2 separate regions of the Homo sapiens genome follow, and region 1 is linked to region 2. Evidence: chromatin loops called from intact Hi-C (ENCODE). Cell type or tissue: endothelial cell of umbilical vein. All regions are shown on one strand. Each heading gives the region's core, and the rest is flanking DNA. Links, peaks and the distances in the headings are about the cores only. Region 1 overlaps TSPAN18 (tetraspanin 18). Region 2 overlaps TSPAN18 (tetraspanin 18).

Region 1 (9,825 bases), core at 1,281-9,280, 54 kb before region 2:
AATGGGAAAAGGAAGAACGGGTAGGTGTTTCATTTCCCCCCAGCTGCCCCTTAATTAAGGAAGAGGAAGTTCCAAGGGGCAGGGACAGGGTTTCCCAGGGACCACATGGATGCTGCGCTTCTAGGGGAATGGGAGGCGGCTTTAGGATGAGGCTGTCCAGGGTCTGATCTGACCCTATCCCTGGGTGCTGTGTGACCTTGGGCAAGTCACTTCACATCTGAGCCCTGGTTTGGTGACTCCAGGACCACCAGGGACCCTAACCACTTGGACAGAGCTGGGTCAGAGAGAGCCTAAGAAGATGGGCCACACTGTGGGAGTTGGGAAGATGATTCTGAATTTAGCCGGAAGTCATTCTTTCACCAGTGACCCCTTCCAAGGTATAATTCCAACAGCAAATGTTATTAGAGAAGAGATTCTATGGGAAACAGGTCCTTTATAGAAGGCATCATATCAGGTTTGCCAAGGTAAATGTTCTGAGAAGAGACAAACCTAAAGTAGAACCTGGATCCTATTTCCTGGGTGCCTGCAACTGGAGACAATGAGGACAGGGTCAAGAACGGTTGGCCCTGGTCTGAATTCACCAACCACCTCCTACCTGTGTGCCCTTGGGCAGGCAGTGCCTCCCCTGCCAGTTGGAAAGGATAAAGCAGGTGGAGCGTGTCTGAACAGTGCCTGGCATACAGCGGGCACTTGCATTGCTGGGCTACAGGTGGCGGAGATGTATTTTCCCATACAGTTCATTGCAGCCTTCCAACAACCTTTTGAGGGACTGATATCCTCAGTTCACAAATAGAAAACTAGGATGAAGACCCTTTTTAGGTCATGTTTCCCTCGGAAATAGGGATGTTGGAGTTCTTTGCTCAACTTCTTGAGTGATGCTCAAAGAAATCCTTCCTTCCCATGACCTGTTCTCGTCATGATATTACAGCTGCCCAGCTGCTCCTGGAGGGAACTGGTGTTCAGGGGCGGCGGCTGAGGTTCGAGGGGTCTGGGGTCTGGGAAGGAGCTCCTCCATCAGCTGTGGAACTGGCTCACCAGGACAGGACTGGCTGGGGACCTAGTTCCAGGAAAACAACCAATAACAAGAGGAGTTTGCACTTCTACAGATCTGCGAGTGCCAGACATGGTTATCCATTCCTGTAGCCCTGGGTGGTCATGCTATTATTGCCCCCATTTCTCAGCAGTGAAGACTGAGGCTCAGAGAGGTTAAGTTACTTGTTCAAGGTCACACACTAGAAAGTGGCAGAGCTGAGATTTGAACACAGGCAGTCAGGCTGCAGAGTCTGGGCTTATAACAACTGCCCAACATTACTGTTCTCCCAGGCAGGACAGCAGGAGTCCCACGCCTGCTACAGGAGGACGGACAGCCAGTCCCTCCAGCCTGCAGGCCAGGCCCTTTGCCCAGCAGCCCTCTGGAGCCACAAGGTGTCATGTTGCCCACCCCTGCAGTCTGCTGTCCTGCCCAGCATTGAGCGGTGCTGCCCTGGCAGGTGGGCTCTCACGGAGGAATCAGTCACTTTCCCATCATACACAATGTCAGGGCTGGAGGCGGCTCAGAGGTCCTTGAGTCCAACCACTTCATTATACAGAGGTCCTTGAGTCCAACCACTTCATGCACAGATGATCGCTCTGAGGACCTGGCCCTGGCCACATAACATGTTCTGAAGGTCTTTGGCAATATTACACGGTGGCTTGGTCTTAAGATTCATCTCTCAGTGGCCTACTTCTCAGCTGAGCTGTGATCAGGTGGTGTGGTTCAGAGGGGACTATCAGACCAGGCCTCCGTACCCAAGGGCTCACACTGGGTGAATATGCCCCATGTGCCAGGAGACCTTCTGTGTGCTTCACCCGCACTCTCATTTACTGCTAATAACATCACTATCATCCTCATTTTACAGATGAGGAGAGGGAGTCCCAGGGAGGTGACACCCCTTCACCAGGGTTATGCAGCTTGGGAGAGGCTAACAGAGCACGAGGGTCTCTCTATCCACAAGCACAGAACTGGCACAGCTTCCAGCCCTGCGTATGGGACCTGGCACCAAGGCTGCCTGGCTGTCCCAGTCTCCAGCATTCCTGCCGTACATCTTGGAGTTCATTGGCGGGGCTACAGCTTGGAAAACCTCACTCAGCGGCCATCCTGGCGCTCTTCTGGCACAGGCACTGTCATGGGTGCCTTTTGGGTTGGTCTTTGACTGTGCAGTTTGTCCAAGATGTGGTAATGGAGGCCCAGGATGGATGACAGGCCAGGATTCCAGAAAGGCAGGCTACTCCTTCCTCCACCGTCCAGCCTCCCCCCAGCGTCGCCTCCTTGGTGCGGTGAGGCTCAGCTGTCTGGGCTGAAACAGCTACTGTCCAGTTGGAGGAGAGAGAGCTGGGAGAGGAGCCATCTCTTGCCTACAGTGGAGGTCCCTGCATGGCAGCTGGCACTCATCCCTTGACCAAAGACAACTTGCCTTGAGTTTCCAGAGGACAACGGGACACGCTTCTTCGTCCGCTTTGCCATCTGGCCTCCAGACACTTATCCTGGGAGGCCACAGACATCCAGCTCTGGCTGAAGGAGTCCTCTACCCCCATGCTGTCATTTACTTACCCCTGCCACAAACTCACAACAGCTTACAAGGCCCTCAGTGACCTGGCCCTGCCTTGTTGGGCTTACCTCCGACCACCCTCCTCACCCTGTTCCAGCCAGCTCCAGCTGCTCTGGCCTTTTCCACCATGGCAAGCACATTCCCGCCTCAGGACCTTGGCACCTGCCGATCCTACTGCCTGGGACTCTCTTCCCCCAGATATTCCACATGGCTCATTTATTCGACTTATTCAGGTCTCTGCTCGAAGACAGAGACCTTCCCTAAGCCCCTCTCACACAAAACCCCACGCGCTCCATCACTGTCTGTCCCCTCTTTGTGGACAGGATCTCCAGCAATGTTTTCTTTCTGTTATTCATCTTCTCTCCCCTTCTCTTGAATGTAAGAGGGCAGGGGATTTCGTTCATGGCTGAATCACAGCACCCAGTATACTGAGTGCTCAATGGATGTTTAGGGAAAGAAGAAGGAGGAAGGAAGGGAGGGAGAGAGGGAGGGAGGGATAAATCTCCGTGTGGGCTTCTTTCACACATTTCTGATTTAACCCTTGCTAAAACTCTGCTGAAACGTGCAGCACCAGCTACATCATTTCTGGGGAGCAACTATATCATTTGCGGGGCTCAGTAAAAACAAGGGGGTCCCTTGTTCAAAAGTTATTAAGAATTTCAAGATGGCAAGGGCAGAGCATCGAACCAACTGTGGGGCCCTTTGAAGTTCAGGGCTCTGTGGGATTACGCAGGTCGCGTGGCTGTGAAGCCAGCCCTGGGGAGGTGCTATTAGCATTTCCATCGTGCTGCTGAGGGATGGGAGGCTCAGAGAGGTATAGGGGTTGCCCAACATCACACACAATGGGGAAGCTCTCCCTTCTCAGTTCCCGCAGAGGCAATGGAAGACAACATGTTACCACCACATTTTTGGAGATTGGGAGACCCAGCCCAGACACAAGAGTGGGAGAGCACATTTGACTATAAATCTCCTGTTTTATTTCACATATTCATGCAATTATTTTGCATTTTACTCCAAAATATACCACATATTTTAAAAATATGATGTTTAAATAAAAAAGTAGGTGTGATCTTCCAAATCTTCAAGAATTAATGTTCTATTAGGATGCACAGGGTGAACCCTGAGACTTTGTATACCCTCTGGTTCAGGAAGAAGTACCCCAGGGCCCCGTGGGTACCCACCACTCAGTTTAAAAAGCACCATCCTATGCAACATTTCCTGGCACAGGCTCAACAGCCCATACTGCATAATAAATGTTAGTTTCACTCCCTTATTCTTTCCTTTCCTCCTGCTTGTTCCAAAGGAAACCTCCCCCGGGCTGGCCCCAGACCCAGAGAGCAGGGAGCCTTCCTCAGGCCGGGATGGAGACGCTGGATCTCATTATCTCTACAGCGTCCAGAGGGGAGCCCAGCGTGGCTTGTTCCCTCCTGGGGCGGCGCCCCTCAGCCTGTTAGCGGGAAGAGGAGAGCGTTCTTACACGCCCGGCCAGCCAGGTCCGCTGCCGCTCTAATTGGAACACGTAATGGTTTGTTAACACAGTCTAATCTGGGGAGGCCTGGGAAGGAGTCCCCTGGGGTGTCTGGGGTGGAGCTGGGGGAAGGGGCATTTAATGGTATTGTCAGTGGGGCCGGAAGCATGGCTGAAATGCTGTTTGGTTTTTGGTGTTTGTTTTGCCAGATGACGTCTTAATTCAGGATGGAAAGATGCAGTCTATTGTGCTTCTGTGTGTGCGTGTGTCTGTGTGTGTGCACGTGCACACACACAGGAGATATGGTGGTGAGTGGGTATGTGCAACTATGTGCCTGTCCACAGTACAGGGTATTAGGCCAGGAGCAGTGGGGAGAGGGAGAGAAGAGAGCCAAGCTCTATTACACCTAAAGGTAGAAAGCCGTGGTCTCCTCTTAAGAATGCAAACAAAGACATCTATTTTCCCACGACTAGCTTACCCAGCCCCTATTCACACTAATTAGGAGGCCTGGGAATTTCTCCTAACTTCGTAATTACCGTTAACAGGCTTCACAGGGGCTGTGGGCGAAGTGGAACAACCCATCCTATTTTCGTAGCCAAGATGATGGTGGCTCAGGTGGTCACCATAACCTGGCTGTTTCTCCCCGTCCCCTCCCTTTCTGGCTTTCTGAGGCCCCAGATGCTTGGACACCCGGGGAGATGATCTAACAGAGGAGCAGAGGCGGGGGGTCCTCATGGGCTGCTTTCACTCCTTTATTTAGTTGAGCGGGTCCTGGCTGAGGCTTCTAGAAAACGTTCTCTGTGTTGGGGATGGGAGAACGGGGCCAGGAGCCCAAGGAATGGACCCTGAGATCCCTGCAGCCTGCACCTCTCCCCTCGAATGACCATGGACAGACCACTCCAGGTCACTCTTCCTGGGCCATACACTGCCCCTGCCCAACCCCACCCAATGTCCATTAGATGAACCACATTTTAAAGGCAGCGCTGGAGAACTGGCAAGATCACAGTAGTGACTTCACAATGTCATCGGGCTCCCGCCCCAGCCTGCCATACCCTGCAGACGTCGTAGGAAACCACAGTGAAGCCATTATGGGGACCCCTCGACTGTTTGGCAGCGGGATGGCCACTTTTGTCAGCTGACAGGCCCAGGGACTTCCAGAAGCGGCAGTGCATGGCCCTTCCCACAGGCTGCATTTGTGCACACAAAGATCCTCCCTCTGGGCCTCCTTTCCTCAGAGGCGGAGAAGTCCCTCCATCCTGGCGTCCGCTGCAGGCTCTGCAGGGGCCTGGGGGAGGAGGCACCAATGCTCCTGGTGGGCTCTTCCCAGTCCCAGCTCCGTGAAACCCTGTCTGTCTGTCTGGGACTTGTGGCCTGGCTCTGCTTCCAGAAGACAATTCTTTATTCTTTGCTGCCTGCCCAGAAGCTGAGAGTCTCCATATATCAGGGAGCTTACAAGCCACTTTCCCAATCATGTTAAAAAAAGCTGAAGCAGTACCAAAGAGTAGCTGACTGTTGGTGATTTTTATCTTATTCTTCATACTCAAATGATTTCTATTTTTTACAACAAGGAACATGTATTATTTATGTAATTAAAACAAATCATTGTAAAAGAGCCACCCACCACTTAAACCCCATACTCTGATGTTACCGTGTCTTTGATGGTGCTACAACCTGGGCCTGCAATACCTTTTCTTCCTTGGTCAGCCTGGAAAACTCCTTCTCACACTCCAAGGCCCAGCTTGATGTCTCCTCAGCCATGAAGCCTTCCCTGATTTCTCCAGCCTAAGCAGTGGTCCCTTCTGTTTACTTCCAATGCCTTTACTTTGGAGATAAGAAAACAAAGACCAGAGAGGGACAGGGATCTCCTCAGGCCACACAGCAAGGTCACATGTGGCGAAGGTCACTAAAACTCAGAGGAGTGCCTTCTACAGTGTCCAGGCTGGGGACGCTGGCACACACCCTATTTGACACATAACACCCGCCTCCCTGGAGTCAGCCCCTGTCCTCTCAGAGACAGCATTGACCCACCTTTGTTCATCTGGGGAATGAGCCAGGGTGATCTTCTCCCAGTCCCCGGGGCACAGGTCACTGAGGTATGGGATAAGGAACAGAAAACAGAAGAACTTTTGTTCCACAAAAGGGGACTGGGGACAGGAAGCACAGGGGTCCTTCCTCTCCGGAGCTCCAGGCTGTGTCTGAGTGGTACCCCCAGCCCCATGCAGGCCAGGCTAGCTCTTGCCTGGGCCTTTTCCTGACCAGTTGGTTGGAGGCCTGGCTCCCACAGGGCCCACCACCTGGGGTCTGAATCTCAGCTTTGCCACTGAATAGCTCTGTGACTCCAGCCAGGTTGTTTCACATACCTGAGGCCTATTTTACCAGAAACACTAAGATTTTATAATATCACCTACCATTCATTAAGTACTACTATGGCACCAGGGCACGGATGAGGCGTTTTATATAAATCCTAGCTCATCTTCCTAAGCACACTTTAGAAAGCTATTATCACTCCCATTTTACAGGCAAAAAACTGAGGCTCACAGGAAATGAAGCCACTTCTCTGAGGCCAAGAGCTAGAAATGACTGAGCTGGGACTTGAGTCTGGATCAATGTGGGGACAATAAGCTCGACTCCCAAGGTAGTTACAAGGATTTGATGAGATAATTTTGCACAGGGCAAGTGCTCTGCACATAATTACGTGCTGAATGCTGTAACATCTTCTCAATTCCATTTCGTAATGAGAGCAAGCACTGTGAATTGGGTTGTGCAACCAGCTAGGATGAGGGAAGGTCGGTAGGTAAGATTTCCTGGTGACCTGGAGGGAGGTGGTAAATCCCTCGGCAGCCCCTAGCCTCCGAAGCCCCAAGGCCCAGACTTGCTCCCAGCCAGAGAGTATTGTTTGAGGATAAATATTATTTTATGCTCTAGCTTAATCCAAACCAAGCTTATCTTTCCCACCGAAATGCCCACAACCCAGAGAAAGCTAAGCCCTCTGCTGCTTGCCTAATTGCAGGCTTAGAGGTCTGGTTGGGGACACCAGCTCTCTGGAAAAGCCTGGTAAATGGTCTGGTATTTGGCAGTGGCATCAGAGAAGCTGGCTGTGAGTTGGGCTGTCTGGTGTTCTAGGCCCACATGGGCTGGGAGGGCCCCACGGGGGAGAATGTACCTCTGCAAGGGGCTGGTCCAAGGCCTCTCACTCTTGCATGGAGCTGCTGCTCCAGCCCTGGGGAAGATGTAACTACGGGGGAGCAGGGGAAGTGGGTCTTGCCCCCTCTGCCCCCAATTTAATGCTGATTCTCACTTGGTTGGAAAAGCAAAATGGGTCTGTGGGCTGCGGGACCCCTCCTTCTCTCCAGTTATGTCTGTTTCCGTCCCTCCTCTTCCAGTGGAATTCTCTGAAAAAGGGTTGCTAAAGGGAGGAGCGTGGTCTCAGCAGGCTCCATGCTGTTGAGGGCTGGAAGATCCTCAAATGGATCAGGAGCCAGCCTGGGTGGAACCCAGCCCCAGCCTCTCCTCACAGCTTCCCCACTGGGAACTGCCAGGCCCGGCCAGCCATAGACCTGAGGGACAAAGATGTCCCCCTACCCAGGCACCAAGCATGCAATTAGTTCTCCGGCTGGTTCCCATCTCACCATTTTCCTCTTTCTCCCTGGGGTGTTTTTAGAAGGATACCAGGGAAGAGAGGTGATTAGTGCCAGGCTTTGCAATCAAGATAGACTCGGGCATGAATCCTTGCTCTGTGACTTGGGACAGCTGAGTTGCCTTCTCTGTGCCTCAGTTTGCTTGTCTGTAAAATGGGATTGCTATAGTACTATCTCACAGTGTTAGAGGGAGGGCTAAATGACATCGAGTGCCTGGCACAGGGAGTGATCATTCTGGCTCTTCCAAGGGTAGAAGAGGGAGGTTTTGCCCAGAGGCAAAGGCACAAAGACCATTGACTATTATGGGGCCAGATGGGCCCTCCACTTGAGACCCACCCTTTTCCCCATGCCCAGGTCACCTGGCTGCCATCTCTGAATCAGGCGGAAGAGGTGGAGGTGAAACTAACATTGGTTACTGTATGTCCCATACCGTGCTAGGCCCATCTCCTTTTTACAGATGAGGAAATTGAAGCTCAGTGGTGTGAAGGAGTTTGCCCAGGAGTGCACGGCTCCATGGTGGAGCAGGAATGTGTCCTCATGCTTTTATACAGGGGTCTTTCCCACCCCACTCAACTCCTGAAGCCCCCTAAGAAACAGATGTAGGGCCATTCCCAGGCTGCGGGTGCTGGGTCCAAGGTGGGGACAGGTGAAGCCACCCAGCTGGCCTGGAGAGGCAGAGCTGGAACAAACCTAGCTATGCCAGCCTGGGAGGGCCCAGATCATATAAGCCCCCTGAGGGGCCAATCCTCATGTCTGTAGGTCCAGGAATGCCAGCTCCCTTCACAGATAACAGCTCCCTCTGGGCTCTGCCCCATGCTCTGCTCAGAGGGCTCTGAGGACCAGTGCCTCTGTATCCAGGTAACAGGCACATCCTAAGTCCTCTTCAAGTCACATGCCTACAAGTCAGGACAGCACTCCCCACAGACCTCCTCGAGGTGGCTCATTTTCAGCTTCCCAGAAGGAAATAAACCCTAAGGAGTGCAGACCCCTCAGCTTCCCCAGGCCTTGGAGGGACTGGGCTTTCAGCCACATCTCCTTAGAATTTCCTCCTTAGACTTAAGCCCTGTAAAATGCATCACTGGGTACAGTCCCTTCCATGCTGCTTTCTTTGTCCCCAGTCAAGGGGTTTGTCTGCTATGAGTTTGCATATTGTTCTTTCTGCAGCCACAAGAATAGGGCCACAGAACCCTGGAGCTGCCATGCAATCTCTGGGGTTGTCACAGAATCCCCAGGGTCCAAAATGTCTGCAACTTCCTAAAGCTGCTGTGGCATTCCTGGGATTATCCAGAATCTCTGGGCTGTCATGGTGTGCCCAGACCACATAGGTCCCTTGAGTGCTGGAAAAAAATCTGGGCCACCATGAAATTCCCTGAACTAACATGGAACCCCCAGGTTGCCACGAAGTGCTGGGCCACCCCAGGGTCTCTAGGCTATGCAGGGCCCCTGTGCTGCCAAGGGACCACTGGAATATCTTAGAATGGAAATTTTTGGCTGAGTCCTCCAACAACCCACAACCACATACTGTCACCTCCAGCCCCTTATCCAAGCATTTCGACCATCTTCTTCCTGACTTCAGCTGAAACATTCCTACCTCCAGGAAGCCCTCCCTGGTGTCTCTCCAGGCCTGGCTAGGTGCCACAGCCCTAGGTATCCTGGGCTCCATGACAGTTCCCTGGGTCTGCCCTGTCGGAACACTCAGCATGCAGTCCTGCCACTGCCTGGTCATGGATCTATCTCCTCTGAAGCACAGGCACCCTGTGCCCAGGCTGGGCAGGTGGCACTTAATAAATATTACTTAATATTAACTATAATATTATTTAACTGTGTGCTATTAACTTACTAGGCACTTGATGGCTGTGTGACCTTGGGCAAGTTGCTTCACCTCTCTGTGCCTCAGTTCCCTTTTGTATAATAAGGATACTAAGAGTATAGATCTCATAAGGCTGCTGTGAAGCTTCAATAACTTATGTAAAGCATTAAAGCAGAGTCTGGCATATAGTAAGCACAATATAGATACCTGCTATCATTAAATAACATGTGAACTGTATTCATTAGGCTTTCACAGGGTCTAGACTTGCAGCAAGGATGGAAAGGGGATTCTCCCATAATGCTCAGTGCTCTGTTGATAGCG
Region 2 (9,825 bases), core at 1,114-9,113:
GCCCTTTCCTCATGCACCTGTCTCCAAACGCCTCAGCATCCATTCTCGCAAATGCACACTGAGCTTCCCACATGGAAAGATATCTTTTGTAGTGGGAACAGGTCTCTTGAGAGGTATTCAAAATCACAAGTGGTTTGGGTTTCCACATTTTGAAAGGGGGATAATTTTAACCTGAGTTCAGGCTAAGGCTTTATTCCAGCCAGGTCCCTGATGACCCCAGGGTGGGATATGTCCCCCTTCAGCATAAGGAAATCACCTACCTGGAGACACCCCCATCTTCCCTACCTGCCCTGGCTATGCTGCCTCCCAGACTCCAGGCACTTCCCCAGTCTCCTTGCAGAATCACCTACCCTCCTCTAGGGCCTGGGCCTGGGCTTGGGTAGGGCACACCTGTCTGCACAGACATTCAGGGTCCAAGACTCAGCAGGGGCTGAGGGAGAAAGGGAAGCTATGGCTCAAGGTACCCAAGGCTTGCTGGTCTTGTTCCGTCTGCTGGCTTCCCATGCTGGGATCCCTGTTGTGTGGTAGGTAAGTAACATCAGGGACCTGGAAAAGCAACTCCGGGGCCTAGAGCTCCTGGGACAGGCTCAGAGGACAGATTATAGCAACCAGCCAGAAAACCATCAGGCCCCCGGAAGGGTCATGTGTAAGCAGTGACCTTGGAGGCGGGAAGGAGCGCAGTGGCAGAGTTGGCGGGATCCACCCAAGACTCCAGCCCAGCCCAGAGGGGCCAGACATCCAGTCAGGGCCCTCGTGAGCTAAAAGGCTCTTGGTTTGGCCACAACAGGAAGCACCCAAGAGTCCAAATGCCTTCACATGTAGAAGACAGAGTCCCTCCTGCCCCCAATCACATAAGACTATGGTAAGCTGGGCACAGGCACCAACAGGTCAGGGAGGGCAAAAAGTGTATAAAGGAGAAATGACATTATACAGAAAGAGAGTAAAATCCTGCCCCTACCCCAGGCTCCCCAAGGCACTCCCCACACTACGGCTGACTCAGGCTCTGTGCAGAATCCAAACCCCTGTGTGTGTCTATCCACAAGGGCACACAAACATCCAGAGGCAAGGCCTGCAGCGTAAAGAGCTTTGGCTTTAGAGTCTGACATTTCTGGTTTCAAATCCTGGCTCTACCACCTATTAGCTGTGTGACTTTGGGCAAGTGACTTAAACATGCTGTGCATCAGTTTCTTTATCTCTAAACCAGGTGAGACAAGATGAGCCAGGTAAAACCCTGAGAGCAGTGCCTGGCACACAGCAAGCTTAGGTGCTAATATCAGTGGTACCTGCCGGCGATAGACATACAGACGATGATCCAAAAATATCCACCCTTCATGTACAGGCAAATGCAAACTTTTTTCTTTTCTTTTTTGAGACAGAGTTTCTCGCTCTTGTTGCCCAGGCTGGAGTGCAATGGCGCCATCTCGACTCAGTGTAACCTCTGCCTCCTGGGTTCAAGTGATTCTCCTGCCTCAGCCTCCCAAGTAGCTGGGATTACAGGCATGCACCACAATGCCCAGCCTAATTTTTGTATTTTTAGTAGAGACGGGGTTTCTCCATGTTGGTCAGGCTGGTCTTGAACTCCTAATCTCAGGTGATCCGCCCACCTCAGCCTCCCAAAGTGCTGGGATTACAGGCGTAAGCCACCACGTCCGGCCCTTCTTTTAGCCTTGCCTGTTGCTGGAAAGCCTTCCTTTCTGCGATGGCCCCCTCACTTTGTGTGTGGTGTAAGAGTGTGGCCCCTATCTCCCACTATCTTTCCTCCAGCCTTGTAAGGTAGATCTTATCCTTGTTTCATTGTAATGATGGGAAATGCAGGCTGAGAGAGGAGAAGCTCCCAGCCTGAGGCCCACAGTCAGAAAGAGGACAGAGTGGGGACCCACACCCTGGTTTTCGAGGCTGCCTTGCCTTGCATGTCCTGTAAGGCCTGTAGACAGTAGACAGAGCGAGCATCCAACCCTAAACACACTCATGGAGAAACAAGCCCACCAGGGTCTCTGTTGTGAACTGGGGACGTCTGAGGATCCGTGAAATGGCCTTGTCTAAGAAAACAGGCCCTGGGTGTACAAAACCCAGCCAACCCCCGCTTCAACATTTCCATCAGGTTCAAATGCTGAGACGGCAACATCCCTGAAACCTGTAAGGAGATAGCTGCATGGCCCCTGACTCCTGTTTCCAGCTCGAGTCTGTCAGGAGACTTCACACAGGAGGGGTCCCGCTGGGATGCATCAAGTCAGGCAAGACCAGCCTTGTTCTAGGAGAGGTTCAGCCTCTGCTGGAGCCTGAGAGCCCACCAGTGAATCGGGGCGCACACTGCAGAAGGTGGCAGGACCCAGGGAGAAGCTTGAGAGCACTGGAGTCAGACTGACCGGGGCTCCCACCCAGGCTGCCCATTTCCTAATAATGTGAACTGAGCCATTTACTCAACCTGGTGGGGCCTCAGTCTTCTCATTTGTGAAATGGGGAAAAAGTCAGCCCTCCGTTCTTGGCTGCGCTGAGGTGATCTGCAAAAGCTCTCACACAGTTTCTGACACATGGAAGGTGCTGGATAAACATCAGGCTCTAACATGTTGCCTTCTACGTGTCCTTCAGTTTGGAGTCAAGAGAAGAGATCAAAAGGGAGCTCTGCCCTCCTTTGATATTCAGGAGTCAGCAGGAGCACTCAGGTCAGAACTCCTCCCCGAGTTCGGGGTGGTGGGGGGTGGTGGGAGGGGGCTCTGACCTAGCACCCTATAAAAGGAAGGTAAAGCTCCAGCACTGGCACAGCTTCATGCCCCTATTGTTGTCTGACCACACTGAACTGGGAGGATGGGTTTAGTGTCTGTGTCTAGGACCAGAGAAGGGTGTAGGGAGGACAAGGATGAGCTGATGTTGATTTTTACATTCTCAGCCCCAAGCGAAGCCTTTGGCTGGTGCCAGTCAACATCTGTAGCATGAGTGAATGAATGAATGAGAGCATCATCCCCGCAGAAGCATCAGACACACAGTCTCTCCTTTCTCCGGCTTCTCCCAAAATTGAACAATTATCTCAACAATAACAGCCACAATTAAAACCCAGCACTGGCCCTGTGAGCCAGGAAGCCCAGTGTGTTTACTCTGAAGGCCTCCGCGGCTGGGATGTGAGGAGCCGGCCTCTGGAATCCCAGGCACAGGCCCGTGGGCCCCTGGCTTTATCTCCCTGCTTTCTCCTTCCTCCCATTGTCCTGTCTGGCTTCCCACAGCCCTAGACAAGGCCCCAGCTTTGTTTGGAGGTCACAGGGTGGCCCTGACTGCCCCAGAGGTATTCGGTTAGGGCAGAATGGCCAATGCCCCTCCTAGGGAAGCATTCCTTTCTGAACTTTCCCAGTGACCCTCCCCCACACAGCTTGGTTTCCTCAAAGACATCAAGGCCACCACATCCCCTATCCCTGCCCCCAGCCCCAGTTGGGGGTGGGTGATCAGAGGCCCCCCAAAGAGGCCAACTGATTAGCTAAGGTAGAGGGCAGGCAAAAAATTAACAAGACAAATGAATAGCCAGGACCAATAAATTAAAATACTACATAGTGACAGCTAGGAGGGGTGTGGGGTGAGGGCAGGGTGCCAATCCATCCTTCCCTAGCGGAGGGGAAATTCAAAAGCACCAGAGGTTTCTGAAGACTGAGCTCAAGAAACAAATGATCCCTCAAAGGCCTGAACTCCAAACCCTCAATGATGGTAGCGAGGCAGGCTTTATGTTGAGGGAAGACCCCGACAGCAGGAGGTGGAGCTGGGGGCGGTCATGACCAAGCCTTGCTTTTTAGCCGATTCCCAGCGACTGGCTACAGCACGGGACTCTAGTACCTCTTTCCAGAGACAGACAAGAAATAAGCTCCATAAATCCTGGTTTTCCGGTATGAGTGGTGCCCAGTTCCGAGAGGGGGGCCTCTTTCATATTCTCTTCCTCCCTCCACCAGCTACTCGACTCAAATGAGCTTCTCTGATTGTCTCAGAGGGTGATGGGAAATGCTGATGACAAAAACATGATGATATCAGTTCTATTCATTTTGCCTTAAACCTAAGCCAGGACCTTTACTTTTGATAGCAGCAGGAGACAAATAGGGGCAGGTCCCCGGTGAAACCTCACCTCCAAGCTGAAGACAGTTTAAAGCCTGAAAGCCAAGCTACAAGTCAAATCCATGGACCAGATTGAGAACCTGTCTTCCAGTCTGGTGTGCTTTCCTCTGATTGATCCCCACCCTTAACCTATTCTACACTTACCTACCCTTTCCTAATTGGTTTTCTACACTGTTGTGCCCACCTTTGAGTGGTGTCTTTACTTTAACCTTTTTTGCATACTCCTAAATCAATTGGCATGCACTCACCATTGTGAGTCCATAAAAAGCCCTGGACCCAGCCACACTAGGAGAGAAACCACCCGACTTCGGGGGAGAGAAAGCCCCCCGCTGCATCGCCTCTCCACTAGAGCTGTTCCATTGTTCAATAAAATTCTTCTCCACCCATCCTCACCCTTTGAATTGTCAGCATATCCTCATTCTTCTTGGACACAGGACAAGAGTTCCAGAACCACCAAATGTGGGTACAAGCTATAACGCAAGCAGGCCGAGTGGGCAGGGTGCCTCTAGTGGTAGGCCTGGGGCTGAGCAAGGCCTGGGCAGTGGGGGGGCGTTGCCGGCCGTGGAGGTCCCTGATTGGCAAAGTGGCTGAGAAAAATTCTGTGTCACTTTCCAATGTTGTAATGAATGAAGTGATGACCTGGATAGTAACATCAGCAGCTCACATTCACTGGGGGCTGACTATAGGCCAGAAGTGTCTTGCTGATCCTCATTGCAAGTCAGGGAGAATTTGTACAAGGACTCAGAAAGTCTAAGAAACCTGCCCAATGTTACACAGCTGGTGGGAGAATCAACTCAGCTCCACCTACATGTGAGACCCTCAGTCCCTTTAATTCCCTTAACTTGGTTTAGCAGGACTTATATTATACAATTGGAGAAAGTGAAGCCCAGGTCAATGATTTATGTCATTTGTCCTCAGAAGCAGGGTCCTGGTCTTCATTTGGGGTCTGACATTTTCCCAGAGTTAGCCTGTGTCTCCTCAGCCTTTGGGGAAGGACAGCTGAAGGGGGTTGTAATTCCAGAAGGGTGGCTGTCCTCCAAACACTGGGATGCTCCCTTTAGGGCTGTGGCTGGGAAGGGCTAGCCAGCCAGGAACTACATTTTGCAGCCTCCTTTGCACCTATGTGGTCATGTGACTCATTCTCACCAATGATAGTGGAAGTGACGCCCAAGTCACTTCCACTATCATTGGTGAGAATGTGATGAGAAAATAAGTGAGCCCTCTTTACTCCTTCCTTCTTCCATAATGACCTTGGAAGCCACATGTTGAAAATGGAAGAAACCTGGGACCCAAAATACTGTGTGGACAGCCACCCACCACTTTCACTGGATTGTCGCTGAGTGAGAAATTAATGTGTATTGTATTAAGCCACTGAGATTCTGGGTTTACCTCTTGCAGCATCTGGCACTGCCTTAACCCATTACTAGCAGTTTTGGTTCTCAGTTATTACCAATCATCTTACCCACAACCATTCTTGAAAGTGTTAAGAAAGACCCCCATATCAAAGTTCATTTAAATTGGGAACTATTTACTGAATGCCTCCTATCCCTGGCCCTGTCTCATCAACACACAGAAGTTCTCTAATGTCCCTATCCCTGTACCCCCACCCCACCTTTCCTGCCTGTCACAGCCAGGCCTCTCGAAGGAATTGGCTACACCTCCTGTTGCCATTTCTCTATCTTCTATTCACATCTCAACTCCTCCAGTCTGGCCTTCACCCCCAGCCATCCTCAGAAGCAGACCCAGCCAAGGTCACCCTTCCTCCACGACAGTCGAGATTGCAGTTCTGATATTCTGGAACCTCAGCTCTTGTACAAATGGCCCCACCTTTCAGGAGCACAGCCAAGCTGACCACACAACCTGTCCACAGACCTGATTCCTCGTGACTCTTTCTACTACCTTGAGGGATCATTTAGTTAGTTTCTGTAAATTTATGCAGAAGCCCAGTGTGTGCTAGACAATGTTGTAGTCAGGGATATAGAAGAGGAAGAGGAGGTGAAGAAGAAACCATCCCTGACCTTGAATGGCTTTCAGTCCAAGTAGGGTCAAGTATATCCCCATTCTTCAGATGAGAAAACTCAGGCTCAGAGAAACTAAGTGTCTAAAATAACATAGCTGATGAGTGTCATCTCACCCACTGACCCCACAGAGAAATTATCTGAGAAAAATAATGAAGATGATGTACTTCAAGAGAGGCCAGAACCTTAATATGCACTTAACTAATCATCCCAATATGGGTACAAAGAAACAGAACAATCGCAGGTTCATCTTTTCTTCTTCCTGATTCTACTGTTTGTAATGTTCTAATTAAAAGTCAACCACTCTCAATAATCTCCAGTGAGACCCAAGGAAATGTCTTGGCCCTAATTTTAGCCCCGTGAGAAACAGTCCAATATCCTATTAGATAAAATTATTTGACCTTAAAAAGGACTACATCCCCTCTCTGTGCTTCAGTTTCCCATGTGTACACTGAGGAGTGTAGAGTTAAACTCGATGATCTCTCAGGCTTATTGCAATGTTCGATGTCTGTGATTTTAGCATGCTCCCACTTGTTAATCAGACACTGGCAGCCGCCTCATCTATCTTTCTGCACCCTAAAAGTTAACATTTTATTGAGTGCCTCTCTGGTGTATCACAAGCACCAACTCATTGTATTAGTCCATATGTATTGCTCTGGAGGAATACCTGAGACTGGGTAATTGATTTAAAAAAGAGGTTTACTTGGCTCATTGTTCTACAGGCTGTACAAGCATGGCACAGCATCTGGCTGGCTTCTGGTGAACCCCCAGGAAGCTTTTACTCATGGCAGAAGGTGAAGGGGGAGCAGGCATGTCACATGGCAAGAGAGGGAGCAAGAGAGAAGCTATGCTCCTTTAAACACCTGCTCTTGCATGAACTAATAAAGCAATAATTTACTCATTATTGCAGGGAGGGCACGAAACCATTCATGACATAAAGGATCCACCCCCATGAGCCAAACACCTTCCACTCCACCACACCTCCAACACTGGGGGTCAAATTTCAACACGAGATTGGGGGCGGGGGGACAAATATCCAAACCATATCACTCATGTATCTTTCATGACAACCTAGGAAAGTATCATTTTATGGATGAGGATCCCAAGGCTTAGGAAGTTTAAGGAACTTGCCCAAAAATGCACAGCAAGTGGCCAAAACAGGATTCAATCACAAACAGTCTAGCTCTCAAGTGCCACGTGGCACCTCCCACAGTCTCATCTATTGCAAAAAGCTCTGTCCATAGCTTCTGAGAAGTGGACAGTGCACCATATGACCCTGTCCACTTGCCACAGATGACTGGACCAGGGAGGACGCCTGTGCCCAGAGCAGTCCACCCCTTGACCATTAGCAACAGAAGGCATGGCTGGGTGTGGAAGGCCCCACCTAACAGCAAGAGGCATTCAGGTTTGCATAGGGAGGCTCCTAGGGCTCTGGCCAGTTGGCTATGAGAAACTTAACTGAAACCCATGAGAATGTGTGGCGCAGGCACCAGTTGGGTCAAGGTTATCATGAGTGAGTAGAACACGCTAGTCAAAGCACAGAGAGCATGGGCCACCCTGAAGGAGCCTGGCCAGAGATAGAATTCTTCCATTTGCTGGTCGCAGGGGCTCAGAGGTGTCCCAGTTTTGCCCCTTGGATTTCCTTAAGCCCTGACTAGACCTTGACAGCAACCCTCCTTGGCCGGCGCTAGTGCAGATGGTTCTCTGTGTCCTTAGTCCCAGGGAGCTTTCAGAAACCAAAACTTTTGAGCAAATCAACTCCCTTTCCCCTTGCCAGACACCTTTGCCTGGATCTGTCTGTACCTTTACAAGACCAACAGAAGGTAATAAGTAATAAGTAAGCCATTGGCTCAGGCTCTGGACTTTTCTGTGATATAGAGATTTTTGCTGTCACAATATTTATTGTAATAGGATTTGACAGAGCACTGGCATGAGAGACAGTATGCATAAAGAAAAAAAAAAGGAAAGGAAAGAGGAAAAAAAAAAAGCCTTCCAAGCTCAAGAAAATGGAAAAAGCAGAGTGCATAAGAGAGGGGAGAAAAGTCAATTAAATCATGATAATTACTTCCACTGCCGTGCCCAAGAGCAGCATGAGCGTCTATTAATTAGGAGTTCCATGTTGACTGTGCCGTTTGACTTCAACGAGGCTGCCAGTGTGCACCATAATAACATTCTCCTGGAGAGCAAATGTGTGAAAATATTTTCACCCTGACAATTAGCAGTTTTAAAGAACCCGACACACATGCACATGCGCACAGTCCACCTCCCTTCCCAACATACACACAGAGCAAGTTCCCTGGGCCCCTGCGATTAGCCTGAAATGCAGCCGTTTCTGCTGTCCCCAATATCTATTCCTCAGAAGTCAAGTTTCCCAACTCCAGTCCCTATAATTACCGGCTCCTCTCATTAGCACTCAGCAGCTTGCGTGGGTGCAAATTCCCAGCCAGGGGCACAGAGCAGGAGCCTAGAGGTGGCAGCAATCCCTGGCCAAAGGCAAGATGGGGCCAAACCACTCCAGAGAAGAGCCCGCCTGAAGGCAGCCTTGACAGAAGGGGGCTCAGAGCAGCCTGACTCCTTCCCCAGATCCAGCTCCACATCCGCACACCAGGCGCGTCCGTGGCTTAGATTCCAGGGAATGTTCTAAACAATCCATGAAACTGGGACCTGGGGAGACAGGCAAATGGCCAGGCTGTTTACTCAGGAGGGTTCTGTCTGGCCCAACCCTGGACTACCAGGGTTGGGAGGGACGTAAGAGATCACCTAGGCCATTTGGCAAATGGGGAAATAGGTTCAGGGAAGTCAGGCCACGTGCTGTTAGTGGCAGGACCAGAACTCAGGCCTAGGCCCCTTGAGCCCCAGCCAGGACTCCCCCCTTATATGACAGGCTCATCTAGGACATGTTATATCATATATTATTCTTTCAATATAATAACTATTGCTATGTAGGGCCTGGCACATGAGCGGTCAGTACATAACTGTTCACTTCTTCCTCCCTTTCCTTGCAAGGATAACAGTCAGACATTGACTACTGTGTTTCCCGGCCCTGGGGGATTGAAGATGTGGGGATAGGGCAGGCAGGCAGAGGGGAATGGGGGATGCTCTAGCTCTTCCCGGAGTGAAGTGGGCACACAGGAGAGAAGCCAGGAGCCAGGTCTCAGACAAATGCAGGACGCTGGGCCACCTGTTCATCTGCCCTGATCAGCTGGAAACAGAGAACCCAGGCAAGGACACAGGATCGGGCCCCTGCTGATGCTCTCTGGACAGCTGGGGTGCTGAGCCAGGAAATCCTCTGGCCCTCTGGCCCCAGGCTCTCCATTGCTTCAGAGCTGGGGACAGAGGAAGGTGAGGGTCAGGGCCCTGGGAGGGCTGCGTCCTGGAGGATGTATAGAAATAGCATCCCCTGCCCAGGGAGGGCTGCATGGGCAGGGCCGTGGAGGGAAATGGGCTTTCCTGCCATTCACCGTCAGTTCTGCACCAGCCAAGTTAAACAACAGGGACTTGCCCACATCACCCACCTAGCCATTTGCAAAAGTGGGATATCCTGACTTGCAGGCCAGTGCTCCCTGCTCTCCTGACTTAACACAGGCTTAAAGGCTAATGGGAACAGATATTAGCAATCAACATGGAAAAAAATCAGAACTCTGCAGATCCCTACCCCAGCCCCATTTCCTGGATAGGTGATCTCAGCTACAGGCCTCTCCTCTCCAGCCTCAGACCT

What was found. Hi-C counts contacts between places; a loop is a spot of excess contacts. Peaks named below come from ENCODE experiments on the same cell type or tissue, not always from the same donor. Only the 100,000 strongest peaks of a DNase experiment are listed, where the experiment ranks them.
Region 1: a loop joins it to region 2, with 2.2 times the contacts of the local background. A loop is called at or near these places in 7 of 110 quality-filtered maps.

What each region holds. Positions count from the first base shown.
Region 1 is chr11:44,872,501-44,882,325 of GRCh38, reverse strand. All of the region lies in intron 3 of TSPAN18 (tetraspanin 18), which reads right to left. Among named protein-coding and RNA genes, the nearest start is that of TP53I11, 73 kb to the left of the region's middle. In endothelial cell of umbilical vein, for the core only: no CTCF peak of the experiment used is centred there; no DNase peak of the experiment used is centred there.
Region 2 is chr11:44,817,971-44,827,795 of GRCh38, reverse strand. All of the region lies in intron 2 of TSPAN18 (tetraspanin 18), which reads right to left. Among named protein-coding and RNA genes, the nearest start is that of TSPAN18-AS1, 86 kb to the right of the region's middle. RefSeq lists enhancers at 2,541-3,406, 3,407-4,271, 4,272-5,137, 8,579-8,748, a silencer at 3,504-3,798 and a cis regulatory region at 8,663. In endothelial cell of umbilical vein, for the core only: a CTCF peak has its summit at 4,636; DNase peaks (open chromatin) are centred at 3,285 and 3,885; H3K27ac peaks cover 1,922 bases.